Linked DNA regions of Mus musculus: regions 2 and 3 are each linked to region 1. Evidence: chromatin loops called from intact Hi-C (ENCODE). Cell type or tissue: heart. All regions are shown on one strand.

Region 1 (4,000 bases):
AGAAACGTATTTAGAATTAGGATAGAGGGGAGTAAAAGTAAACTACAAAGATGGCCAAAGGACGCCCAAGTTCCCAGACCTGTCCCTTTCTAGTCATAGCTGTGGGCAAACCCCTGCACCTCAAAATAAAGTTCTAGACTAACCCTTACTGGCCATGGCCTTCATTCCTCCATCTTCAAGTAGAACGACTTTTTTCCTCTCATAACCAGGATGTCATCCCAAACAGTATCAGCTCTTATTTCATCCTTAAACAAATAAAAGTAGTAATGTTGGGGGTGGAGAGATGGCTCAGCAGTTAATAGCACTGGCTGCTCTTTCAAAGGACCCCAGTTCAATTCCCAGCAACCACACGTCATCTTACAACCGTCTGTAACTCTGGTTCCCGGAGATCTGACACCCACACACAGAATAGCAGGTAAAACACCAGTACATACAATTTCTCTAAAAGTCATTTTTTTAAAATACTGATTTTTTTCTTCCAATTTTTCTGGTACTAAGAGAGTCCAAACATATTTAGCTTATCTTAAATCTGCACTCAAGCCTGGACCCTTTCCTCAAAATGCACTGAGTAAATAGATTTTAGCAGTATGTGCTGTAGCAGCAAACATAAGAAGAAACTCAGAAGCCTGGGGAAGACCTATATCAGCAAATCGTTAACTCCTAATTGATGAACTGCTCAGTGCAGCGTGGCCTGGTGCTGCTGGAGCAGTGAAAACAAGAGATGAAATGCCCAGACAAGACTCAAGCTCAATGCTCTAGCGGGGATGCAAGATGTTTACTAGGAAGACAATTCTGGACCCAGGAAACAAAGGAAGATGCCATCGTCTGTGAACTGCAAACAGTCCCATGGAGAGGACATGTGTAACTGTAGACGAAACGAGAACGCAGACAAGCACCAGAAACTGGAAAAGACTGAAGGAATTCTAACCATGAAATTAAAATTCTCTTCTTCACCCACAATAGTAAAAGCAATATGGCAACAAGCAAAAAGATTCTACCTGAGGGAAGGTAGAATAAAAAAGTTCCTGCGCGAAGGGCGGCTTCTGGCTTTCTTGTTATGACGTATTAAAGAAACAGAACAAATTACAGGTTAAGGGTTGTTAAGTATTTTTAACCTAGAGACTGAGGTCAGTGTTGCTGAGAACAAGGAAGAAAACCACCATATAAGAGAAGAGCAATGCACTCTAACAAATTAAGAGAGACAAACATTAATAAAGTCTGGAAAGAAGACTGACTTCATCCAATGCAAACCCTTCATCAACGTTTACATCCCTTACCAATTATACACTATACATTTTAACGCATACTTTATAGTTATCCTTTGCATTAAATTTGATTCCAGTTTTTTAATCTAAATGATGATACTTTAATCAACTGTCTAAATACATATGTCTCACTAATACTTAATGTTCTTGACCCCCCCAAAAAAAATGCTTTTTCAAACGGCTACTCTGAAAAAAAAAAAAAAAGGTAAATGCTTATTCTCATTCATAACCGTCCTCCCCCAGCTTGGGTTTTTTGAGACAAGGTCCAGGTAGTTTTTGCTATTCTGAAGCTTGCTATGTAGACTAGGTTAGCCTGGAACTCACAGAAATCCACCTGCCTCTGCGTCCTGAATGCCAGGATAAAGGCGTGAACCACCTGGTTTTTCTCTCTCCTTAAGTGAAACAGGGCATTCCAATCTTGAACGGCGAAGAGTCTGTGCACTAGTCATTTCCATGGCTAAGGCCTATTTTATGATCAGCAAACCTAATTGGCTAGGTAGCCAGCAAAGATGAATTTGCAATTATTGAAATTCAAAATCAGGCTTTACGAGCAACGACCACCTCAAATGGATTGCCCCCTCCCTTTACTTTGTCAAGAAAGTAGGTACATTTTTAAAAAAAATGTATAAAAATAGACGTCCAAAAGAGGGAGAGGAGGGGCGTAAAGCACCTGAACCTACAGACGCCCCGTAATCCACCAAAGTTCTCAAGACGTGTTTTAGGGCGTGTCTTTGTTTTGACTCAGTGATTTAAAAAAAAAAAAAAAAAAAAAATCCCACTCATTCCGGGCTCTCAGGTACTTTCCCTCACCAACGCGAGCATCCAGGCTTTGAAATCCCAGGGCATCTCTGCCTCGCCCTGATTTCCCGGTGCAGGAAGGCTGCAGCCCGGGCATCCCGCGGCCCCTTCCCGTCACAGCACCACCGAGCAGGGGCATCCGGCCTGCCCGCTGCACAGCAGGCGGCTCGGGAGAGGGGGCGGGGGCTCCGAGGGTCGTCCCAGAGCGCTGCTGGCCAAGGACACCCGGCCCTCCGTCCGCCCGCGCTGCGCCCCGGAGCCAGGCAGCCTCGGGCGCCCCGAGACCCCGGCCCTGACCCCCGACTCTCACCGTGCGGAGGTCGCGTTGCCTCCTCGGCCGCGGCCCGGCTGCCGGTCGCCCAGCGACCTGCCCGCCCGAGGATGGGAGAGAGGCGAGAGGCAGTTCCGTCACATCCCGGTCTGTCCAGCCGCCTGCCCCGCAGCAGCCAGCATCGCCTCCTCGGCCTGCGGGAGCGCCGGACTTCACCGACGCCGCGCCCCCTCCCTAGGCCGGCACCCTCCTGGACTCCGCCCTCCAGGGCCCTCGCACTACGCGTGCGCGGCCCCGCCTCCCGGTCTGTCCTTGCGCAGGCGCGAGTCTCACTGGACTAGACCCCGCCTCCGGGCCCGCCCCAACCTCGCGCCAGCCGTTCGCAGGCTCCGCCCTGATCCACTGACCTTGCCTTTTTACCCCCTGACTCAGGTCTTTTCCTGGCTTGAACCTTTCACTCCGGTCTCTTGGCTGGATTCAAATGTGCAGCTTGACCACAACCAAACCTGTCAGCTCCGGCTCCAGTCTGACAGGAGTGATCTGAACACTGGAGCAAGCATGACTTCCCCACTTTACGTCTTGTTTTGGCCTGACTGTGGCTGGCTATGCCTCAGCCGTGCATACTGAATCTGAGCGGAGATTGCGATAAAACACTGAGAGCTGAGAATTGGAGCTATTTTATGAGGCTGTGGATCCCAATCCCATTCCAAATGCCATCTCTCCCTCCTTCCTAGATGGTCAGACAAGTCGTTGAGAGTCACCATCATGAAAGCCTTCAGTATCTGGCTGTCTATTAAAAGCATTGACGGTGATATTTATCTGACCCTAGACTGCCTAGTCTCCTCACTAGCCCTAACAGCTCAACTGAAATTAATAATATTGAAAGAGAACTTGGAAAGTCTCCACCTGTCCTCCAGACCACTAACATAACCACTGTGGTAGGGGAGGAGACACTAGCGCCCCTCAGGCCATCAGACTGTTGAAACATTATACTCCAAATAATGTTTTAAATTTTAGGTATTTTCATCCTGGAGAAATGGAAACAACACTGAAGGCCTAGCGCTATCCAGAGAAGGAGCTTGCCTCCCAGGATTCGTAGCTCTGACAACTTCTCAGACCACTTTGCAAGATAGACCGGAGTGAGCCGAAACAGTGCTAGGTCAGTCCTATCACACCTTAACCAGGCAGGAGTGCTCAATTTACAACTATCTCTAGCTCTCTATATAGACTTAAACCTCTGGTCAGTACTCCTGACGGTGGACTTGGTGATAACTGTACCCTTTTGCTTCCTCCAATTCCCTATGTGGCCATAATGAGTAAATTTCCTTTTTACCTGTTTCATTATTACTTGTCTCTTTAATTGGTCAATAGAATAATGATAGGGAGACTTAATTTTGTGGATGATAATGTGTATCTTTAAAGTGCTGGAAAAGACTAGGGCTTCATGCAGTATGTTTCTTTTTAGATTAAGTAAATCATTAAGAGAGCAAACACCAGTTCCAGACCTCAGATTCAAACACAACACTCATGCGATGAGGTTGCTAAATATGCTTTGGACTTTACGCTACAATCTAAATTGAGAGATGGAAAAGAAGTGGCTCTCCACAGCTTGTCCTTGGGAGCTAGGCAAGATGCAACTGTTCCAATAGGCTCTATAAAGAATCTG
Region 2 (4,000 bases), 48 kb before region 1:
ATAAACATAAATAGTTTGTGGAATGAGATGTTCAAAAATTTTTAATTAGAAAAAAAATAAAAACAAAACTGCCACTGTTTCCCACAAACCAGCTACAGCACACACCTTCATCCTGATCCATGGAAAATGCTCACAAAAAAGCATTTTTAAGCCGCTCACCAATGGTGCACTGAAGACTGCAGTGTGCAGAGGGTTAAACAGACTTAACTTGCAAAGCTAATCTACAGCAGGTGAACTTCTGCCCCCAGGTGTGAATGGCTGTGAACGCATTATAGGACACGGTCTGATCCAATTTCATACCATTCTATGCTTCAAAATGCAAAGTACTTCTAGTGTCAGATGGCCTCCGTTATCAGTATCTGTGGAATTTTACATTTTTAACTTGTAAGCAAAATAAAACCAATAACTTAGTAGTTACTTTTTACAATATTATTTTTAAAAATTATAAAATAATAAACTCAACATTCATTAATTCTAAAATTAAGAGTCGTACCTCAAGTCAATCACAACTTAAAAGTTTATGTCATAGGCACAAATGCCATTTGCAAACCTGTGATAAAGCTACTAAGAAAAGACTTCAGCTAGGAAATGATTAGTAACTGTAACAATTACATATCACACATAACCTGAACTAGTTTTGGTACTTTGAAAACCAGGCAACATCAGCTAGGAAACAGAATTGTTAGTCACGTTAGGCGGAGGACAGACATGAAGCCATAGTCAGAGCAGACTCACCTGCTCAAGTCACTTTGTCCATGGTGATGATAGTGACCAGGGTGGCTGAGGTGGTAATGGTCCTGTCCACTCCACCTCTGGGGTGGCCTTTTCCAAAATCCGTCCTGCGACTGTCGTACATTTCTGTCTGTTCGGTCAAAGCGGTTCATATTGTCACACTCCACTGGGCAGATTAAAAAGCAACAGTCTATAAATATGTGCACACTATAAAAAGTTAACTACTAAGCCTGATAATTAAATGCTGCTAAAAGTATTTTTTTAATTCTAAATGCACCAACCATGTATGCTAACTAATCAAAAAAAAAAATAGTTTTCCAAAGGAAACCAGTTCTTAACAGTGAAAACTGAACTTCATATCCAAACTGAAGTAAATTACAATACTTCTCTATCAACCACGTAAGTGAACAACGAGCTGTTGGGCTGTTTTAAAATACAGGAAAACTTTCCTAAAATCAACATTACCTATTTCAAATACAAACAATGAGGATAGGAAAACGTAGATCTTAAGAACAGCACAGGACCCATTCTTAGAAAGGAGTGCCTCAATTACGGTTCTCAGCCTCAAGAAGCACAAATTAAACTTCCATCATAGACGATCGTGGTTTTAAATAAAGCTCACACTTTTAAAGTGTAAACTGCTCCAATCTGCCTGCGACAGAGCTGGCTCAGAAAGACTAAATTGTTCCTGAAACCAAAGCCAGCGCTCGTAACAACAAACAGTCCACTCCTGAAATCCGAACACCACAGAACCTCCACAAGAATCCCTGAGGCGGCCGAGCCTCTTCACTCACCCAAATGCAGTGCCCTCACATCTCGGAGCGCTTTCTGAGAAAGCTACTCGGTACAAGGGAGACATTGTGCTGCCGGCTGCCTACTCAGACATAGTTGCACACAAGGCGCCGCTCAAACAGGCCTTCCTTCCTGCTCCACTCCCAGCCCTCCCTGTGGGAAGCAAGCCCAGCCTGCCCTGTGACTCCATCTTCGCTCCGTGCTTACATAGCTACTGAGTTAGGACTGTTACTAAAAATACTCCTAAGCACTAAACCCATGCCACGGAACAGGAAGGGCTTCTCCAGTCCAAGAACTAAACGAAAAGGTTCAGAATTCCTTGTGATAAAAACCTTTACATATCAGTATAATCGTGATTTTTAAAACTTGACTTAACTGTCTGTAATCATTAACCAGATACTTGGCTTTGAAATTTGCTGATTGTCTCATTACAGAAGATGAAAAAGTTGCTCATTTATACAAAGATGATGCAGAAAGAGCATAGCAAACAACTTAGCCTCCCTCACAAGCACACTCAGGGTTGTGTGCAGTCAGGAAGAGTCTGCACACACTTTTCTTTTTTGTTAGAGACAGCTTTTAAAAGTATAACATGAAATTACTTCCAATAATGTCCTGTTCTTTATTGTTAAAATTATGAGGAGCTTAAGTTTGGTTATGAAAAGCCTAAGGATAATAAAGGTCTAATGACTGCTTCGTTCAATGATGGCAGGAGAAGTGCGGTGGCAAAGGAAAACTTTTTAGTATATCTTAAAAGCTTAAAGCATATTTCTGTGTAGCCTCTTCAGTAACAAGCCCAGCAAACTCATGGATGCTCACACTCATGGGTGCAGAGTCCCAGAGCATTTGCACCGGGCAGTAAAACACCCTCCAGTTCAGCTACTTTGACCTTTAATTTGGAAAGAGAAATAGCAAGTACCAAAGAAATCAATGTTGCTATTAGATTGACGGGGTATATTGCTAGAATAAAAATCAGTATATTGCAAAGAGTAGCAAGAGGCACGCAAACAGGCCAGACGGCCACACGTGAGATCAACGGCATCACACAAATTACTATGTGTGCTGCCTTAGTGACCAGACTCCAAACTAGGGATCATTGCTGAAACCTGAACTCAATCCTCATAGAGGGTTAGCTGGACACACATCTGCCACAACTGCAAAAGATCAAAGATCAAACTTGAGACATAACTTTCAGAAGTCCTGAGAGTTCTCCTGGGAGTGCTACTCCTACACTCTCTCCGGCATCTACCCATCCAGCACATCTCTACAAACATCAGAATCGAGCTAAGATGGTAATATTAAAACATTAGTGGTAGTTATCCGGGAAATACTAAGACAGTTCTTTACAGAACAAAAGATACAGAATAGAAAAGGAAATAAAAACAATAGATTCCCGCAGATAAACCAAGTTCTAGGGCCTACAACGAACAGAACAGTGTGACCACAGGGAAGGAAGTCCCCCTGAATGTGTAATGCTGTACGAAGATGGCACCTGTGATAAATCTCAGAGGAGGACAAGCCTAAAGCTACCGCAACTCAAAAATACTAGAGCTAAGTTAAGATGCTGATCTAAAAACACCTTCGGCCAAACGTAACCCTAACCATGACCTGAAGACTTTTTTGGAGAGCAGTTTCCTTCCTTCTGAAGGTGGTCACTAGTTCCAAATAACAAATGGCAGCATACTGTAGTTCTAGTGCTCTAAGAGACAGATGATCATGGTGTTAACCCACTGGAGAGAGAAAAGGATCTAACAGCTAACATGGGGTTGTGGTGTGAGAGTGGCTATGTCAGGCTAGGGATCATTTTCCCTGGTGTGATAAAGGAACACAACATGATACCCAATGTATCCTAGCTTTTTCTCTTACAACTTCCAAGTCCCATGAGAGTAAGGATGACAGAGAGAATAATTGTTGAATAAGTAATTGGCTGAAAGATAGGATGGCATCATGACTCCCAAAGCCTGCGGTGAGTGCACTTTACAGAAGGTTTTATGCTATCAAGAAAGTTTTCAATTGGAATTTAGTTTTTAAAAAGAAAAAAAAATCATGTCAGGGAAAAAAATATACTTGAATTATTTCACAAGTACTGACACAGAAAGAGAAATTCCTAGAATAAACACAAGTAACTAGAAGCAAGCAGAAATAAGATGAGTCTCATGTATCTCAATACAAAGTGTAGCAAAAACGTGACATTATGGATTTGAACATAAAAGAAGTAAAATCTAGTCGGCAAGTGAACTTTGTGTGGGAGTCAGAAAGTGGTTAGAAAAACATCCTTTCAACAAAGTCTAAAGTCTAAACAGAGTGGCTAAAATAATTAACAGTATACAGAGAAGATATTCACTAGGGCAAGCCACTAACCTGAGGATTATACTCTGATGTGCCAAATGCCAGGTGTGTGTTTGTGGGCGATGGGTTGGCCATTAGAATTTCCTAAACAAGAGGAAAGGCAACACATCTGCGTTTCTGACATACCAGA
Region 3 (4,000 bases), 170 kb after region 1:
CAATAAAACATAGGATCTTTTTAAACTAATGTAGTATGGACATAAAAGTTATCTAATATATTAGATATGGGAAAGGTGCAGGACCCCTCTTAAAGCATTTGTGATAAGGAGGGACTGGAATGATGTGAAGTGGCAAGGACAAAGCTCACTGGAAACTTTACTGTCACTTTAGAAAAATCACTGTTACAGTAACTAACTAAAGAGTAAGCTACTCCCAAGCAGTGAAACTCACAGAACAGCCCACTAATCAACCACCATTACCACCAAATTCTAAAACAGAAAATCTGAATGGGGCGGAAATCCATACTGGAAAAGCATGCTTTACCCTGCTGGGTGTTACGAGCCATTGGTTCTTTGTGATGGAATTCTTCACAAGTGGAGAGGCCTTGGTGATGAAAGTGGGCTGGAAAACCCTGGAAGGTAGTGTCCGGAGACACACAAGCCTTGCAGCCAACATGGTGGGCGATACACCGGTTTACTAAGCAGATCTGAAATGCTAGTTAGAAAGGTAGAGGGGGGAAAAATTTAGTTAATTAAGAAGGAAACATAGTAGCCAAAATCAGAAGAAACTTAATTTAAATAGAAGAAAAAAATCAGAACAGTGGCCTCATTAATTTTTAATGCTGTATCCTTCCCTTGTTCCTTCTGACTCAACAAATCTAGTTTAGAATGGGCAGCCAATGATATAAATCCAAGTTTGACCAGATATATGTAATACAGAATCAATGTTATTATGTTGACACAATCACAGATTTTACAAACATAGCTTGGCCTGATATTTACTCCATCATTCAATGAGTAAAAGTAAAAGAATCTGTGTGACATTTCAGCACAAGAAAAACATCATCCAGAGAAAAGATAACTAAACCACTCGAGACTAAAAACCATGAACAAAAGCCAGGCATGCAAATGTCTACCAAGTAGGTCAGATGTTACTTCCCTTTAAGATACGACAGATACATTCAAATTAAATTATTCCACTACATAACATTCAATCAAAATAAACAAAATTGCCCTGCTAGGTTTCCCTGTTAAAACACCTTCTGGTATTCTTAATAGGGTAACCCCTGCCCCCAACATTCTAAAATTGAATTGTCTCAGTTCCAGTTAGACTATATCGATAAATAGTTAAGTACACGCCTTTCTGCGATGCTAAAGGCACATTTCTGGTCAATGAGTTGTGATGAATTTTAGGCAAGTGATTTGTATTTCCGCTTTCTCCCCATTTGTAAAATATTTAAATACAAGAAAACTTGGCCAAAATGGGACTTTGAAATCGCCCATGAATTACCCTAAAACTATAGGAATGTAAAGAAGTTTTAACTAGCACCTCCAAAGTTAAGAATTTCCGGAACTACGAAGTGCACACAGCTCTAGGCATCTGACCTTGCGGAAAAAACCCGGAGCCCTTTTGGTACTTTCATGCCATTACATCATCTCAACCTATGGCTTCAGCTTACTGACCCGAACAGAGCCTACCTAGTCTGCGTGGCCTTATGTCGTGGAACAGCCAAGAGGGTTATCTGCCATATATTTAAGTGCAGATTCTGGACGTCTGAAACCGGCTCCTGGGCTGGGTCTCTACGAACTAGTGGCGACCCTTCCTAACGCTTCCTTGAGCTTGAGTGTTCGGATGCGCCCGGTCCTCCCCTCTCACCGCTAGCCCGCTGCCTCCGCGTCCACGCACCACCCCCACGGCACCCGATCGCCGACAGCTAGGGCCCCCGCGCGGGTCCCCGAGCGGCTGACTCAGCATCCCTCTGCCCAGGGAGATGAAGAGCGAGGACGAGCCCGGCCTTCCCGCCCCGCCCGTAGCAGCCAGCCCAGATCCCGCTGTGCCGACGCCCGTCACAAGGACTGGAATTCTCAGGCCTCGCGAGGCAGTACCTCAGCTCCGGTCACCTCTACCACGGGGCTCCCTTCCGGGTCACCGAAACTCAGAGTGTGCGACCTCCCTCTGCCCGCTCCTCCGCAACCGCGCGACTCACAGCGTCACGCAATATCCGGACAAAAGGTAAATAGTACAAGCAGCCAATCGAGAGCAGGCTTCTAACGGAAGGGCGGGCGCAGTGGCGAAGGCGGGGCTTGGTTTGGAGACCGGACCAATGGAAGTTTGTGTTTCGAAAACGTCACAGTCAGCGTCCTTTCTGGGTCCGAGTAAGGAAGCCGACACTGGCAAACGCTTTGGGCATCTGCGTTGTGCGTTGTGCGCACTCGCTGCCAATAGGTGTGGGGGCGAAAAAGGGAGTTGGACTGGTTGGCAGCGCACTCCTTAAGTCCCACTTTTTGGGGAGGCAGGTAGATCGCTGTGAGCTCTAGGCCAGCTTAGAATTACTTTTGTTATTGGATTTAGGTTTAACAATGAATTTTCACATTTAAATTGGATTTTGTTCTATTTAAGAGTCATTCTTAAAACACGTTTTACGCCGAGAGTAATTAGTTTGGGTTAATCGTCTAGTCGCGTTGGCTGGCACGAAATTAACTAACCCTTAGAGGTATAATTTAGTCAGACTTTCGTTAACTGCTTAATTTTTATCACTGCTGGGGCTGTGGCTAGGCAGGGTGTCTTGAGCTATGTGAGAGGTACTTGACGCGCTCTCCTTTTCATTCATTATGCAAATGTTAAGGGATTTGATACTGGTTTAGTGAGTTCTGCATATATTAATTTACTTTGAATTAATTATAAGGCCAGGACCAAATCTTTTGTATTTATGGAATGACAGAACCCACCTAGGCATTTTCACTACTTTGCTTTAGCTATTATGCTACATGAACTCATGTATGAACATATCAATACACAAAATTAACTTGAGCATTTTAATAAAGTTTATGTTTTTATAACTTATGATCAATTTTTTTTTTGTATGTACTGAAAACTAAGCCTTAATTTTAGGAACTTTTAGAAGTTAGATGGATAGTTAAACAATCATTGGTTGAGTTTCTTGTTTTGGGCGTTTAGCCAGAAAATAACGCCAATGGTCTATATAGTAGTGAGTTTCAGAATGGCCAGAGTAAGACAGACCTAGTCTGCGGCAGGGGCTGGGGGTGGGGCATAGTGTCAAAATTGAATAACACATTTTTTCTAATTGCCATAAAAACATTCCTACCAAATGTGGCATTTTTTTTTTTTTTAAATTAGAGCCAACCTGCTTCTTGAGTGTACTACTGATGGTGAGATCTAGAGGGGTTTATTTCCGAGTTTTTCTTTCCTTTCCTTTCCTTTCCTTTCCTTTCCTTTCCTTTTCTCTTTTTTTTCTTTTTTCTTTTCTCTTCTTTCTTTCTTTCTTTTTCTTTTTTACCTTTTGACTTTTCAATGACATTTTTGTTTGTTTGTTGTCAAGCTTCAGGCTCCACTTGAGTAACAGAATACATACAAACCACTCTTCTTGTGAAGGTTTTTATTTATTTTATTTTATTTTATTTTATTTTATTGTGTGTGTGTGTGTGTGTGAAGGCTACTGAAATGCCTCAGTGGAAAATAATTTATTACAATAAGAGACATGTCTCTTTTATTTTTGGTTAGGAGCCTGACCTTTAGTGCTTGAGCCATCTTTTCAGCCCAAGAGGTTATTTCTTGGTATCCATGAAAGAGCACCCTCCTACAACTTTTGATAGAATCAAACCAAGAATACTTCCAGTGTTGCACAAAGGAATACACAAGCAAAGTGAAAGTAGATCGGTATAGCAAACTATTTTTGTTAATAAATAAAAAAGTATGTGTGATGGTTTATATGTGTTTGTTCCAGGGAGTGGTACTATTAGGAGGTGTAGCCTTGTTCGAATAGATGTGTCACCGTGGGCATGGGCTTTGATACCCTAGTCCTAGCTGCCTGGAAGTCAGTATTCTGCTGCTGCCTTTAGATGAAGATGTAGAACTCTCAGCTCCTCCTGCACCATGCCGGCCTGTATGGTGCCATGCTCTCACTTTGATGCTAATGGACTGAACCTCTGAACCTGTAAGCCAGCCCCAATTAAATGTTGTCCTTATAAAAGTTGCCTT

What was found. Peaks named below come from ENCODE experiments on the same cell type or tissue, not always from the same donor. Only the 100,000 strongest peaks of a DNase experiment are listed, where the experiment ranks them.
Region 2: it touches region 1 in a loop (3.0-fold over the local background); 2 of 42 quality-filtered maps call a loop at or near these places.
Region 3: it touches region 1 in a loop (3-fold over the local background); 18 of 42 quality-filtered maps call a loop at or near these places.

The regions. Positions count from the first base shown.
Region 1 is chr14:36,966,169-36,970,168 of GRCm38, forward strand. Ccser2 (coiled-coil serine rich 2) reads right to left here and starts at 2,596. Exons shown (of 11, transcript NM_027045.1): 1 at 2,374-2,596. In heart, a CTCF peak has its summit at 2,472; a DNase peak (open chromatin) is centred at 2,633; H3K4me3 peaks cover 1,771 bases; H3K27ac peaks cover 1,314 bases.
Region 2 is chr14:36,917,699-36,921,698 of GRCm38, forward strand. Ccser2 (coiled-coil serine rich 2) reads right to left here. Exons shown (of 11, transcript NM_027045.1): 5 at 736-898. Among named protein-coding and RNA genes, the nearest start is that of Ccser2, 49 kb to the right of the region's middle. In heart, no CTCF peak of the experiment used is centred here; a DNase peak (open chromatin) is centred at 1,683; H3K4me3 peaks cover 1,181 bases; H3K27ac peaks cover 1,785 bases.
Region 3 is chr14:37,133,308-37,137,307 of GRCm38, forward strand. It overlaps Ghitm (growth hormone inducible transmembrane protein), which reads right to left and starts at 2,015. Exons shown (of 9, transcript NM_078478.5): 1 at 1,888-2,015; 2 at 326-496. The coding sequence starts at 457. In heart, no CTCF peak of the experiment used is centred here; a DNase peak (open chromatin) is centred at 2,054; H3K4me3 peaks cover 2,394 bases; H3K27ac peaks cover 1,579 bases.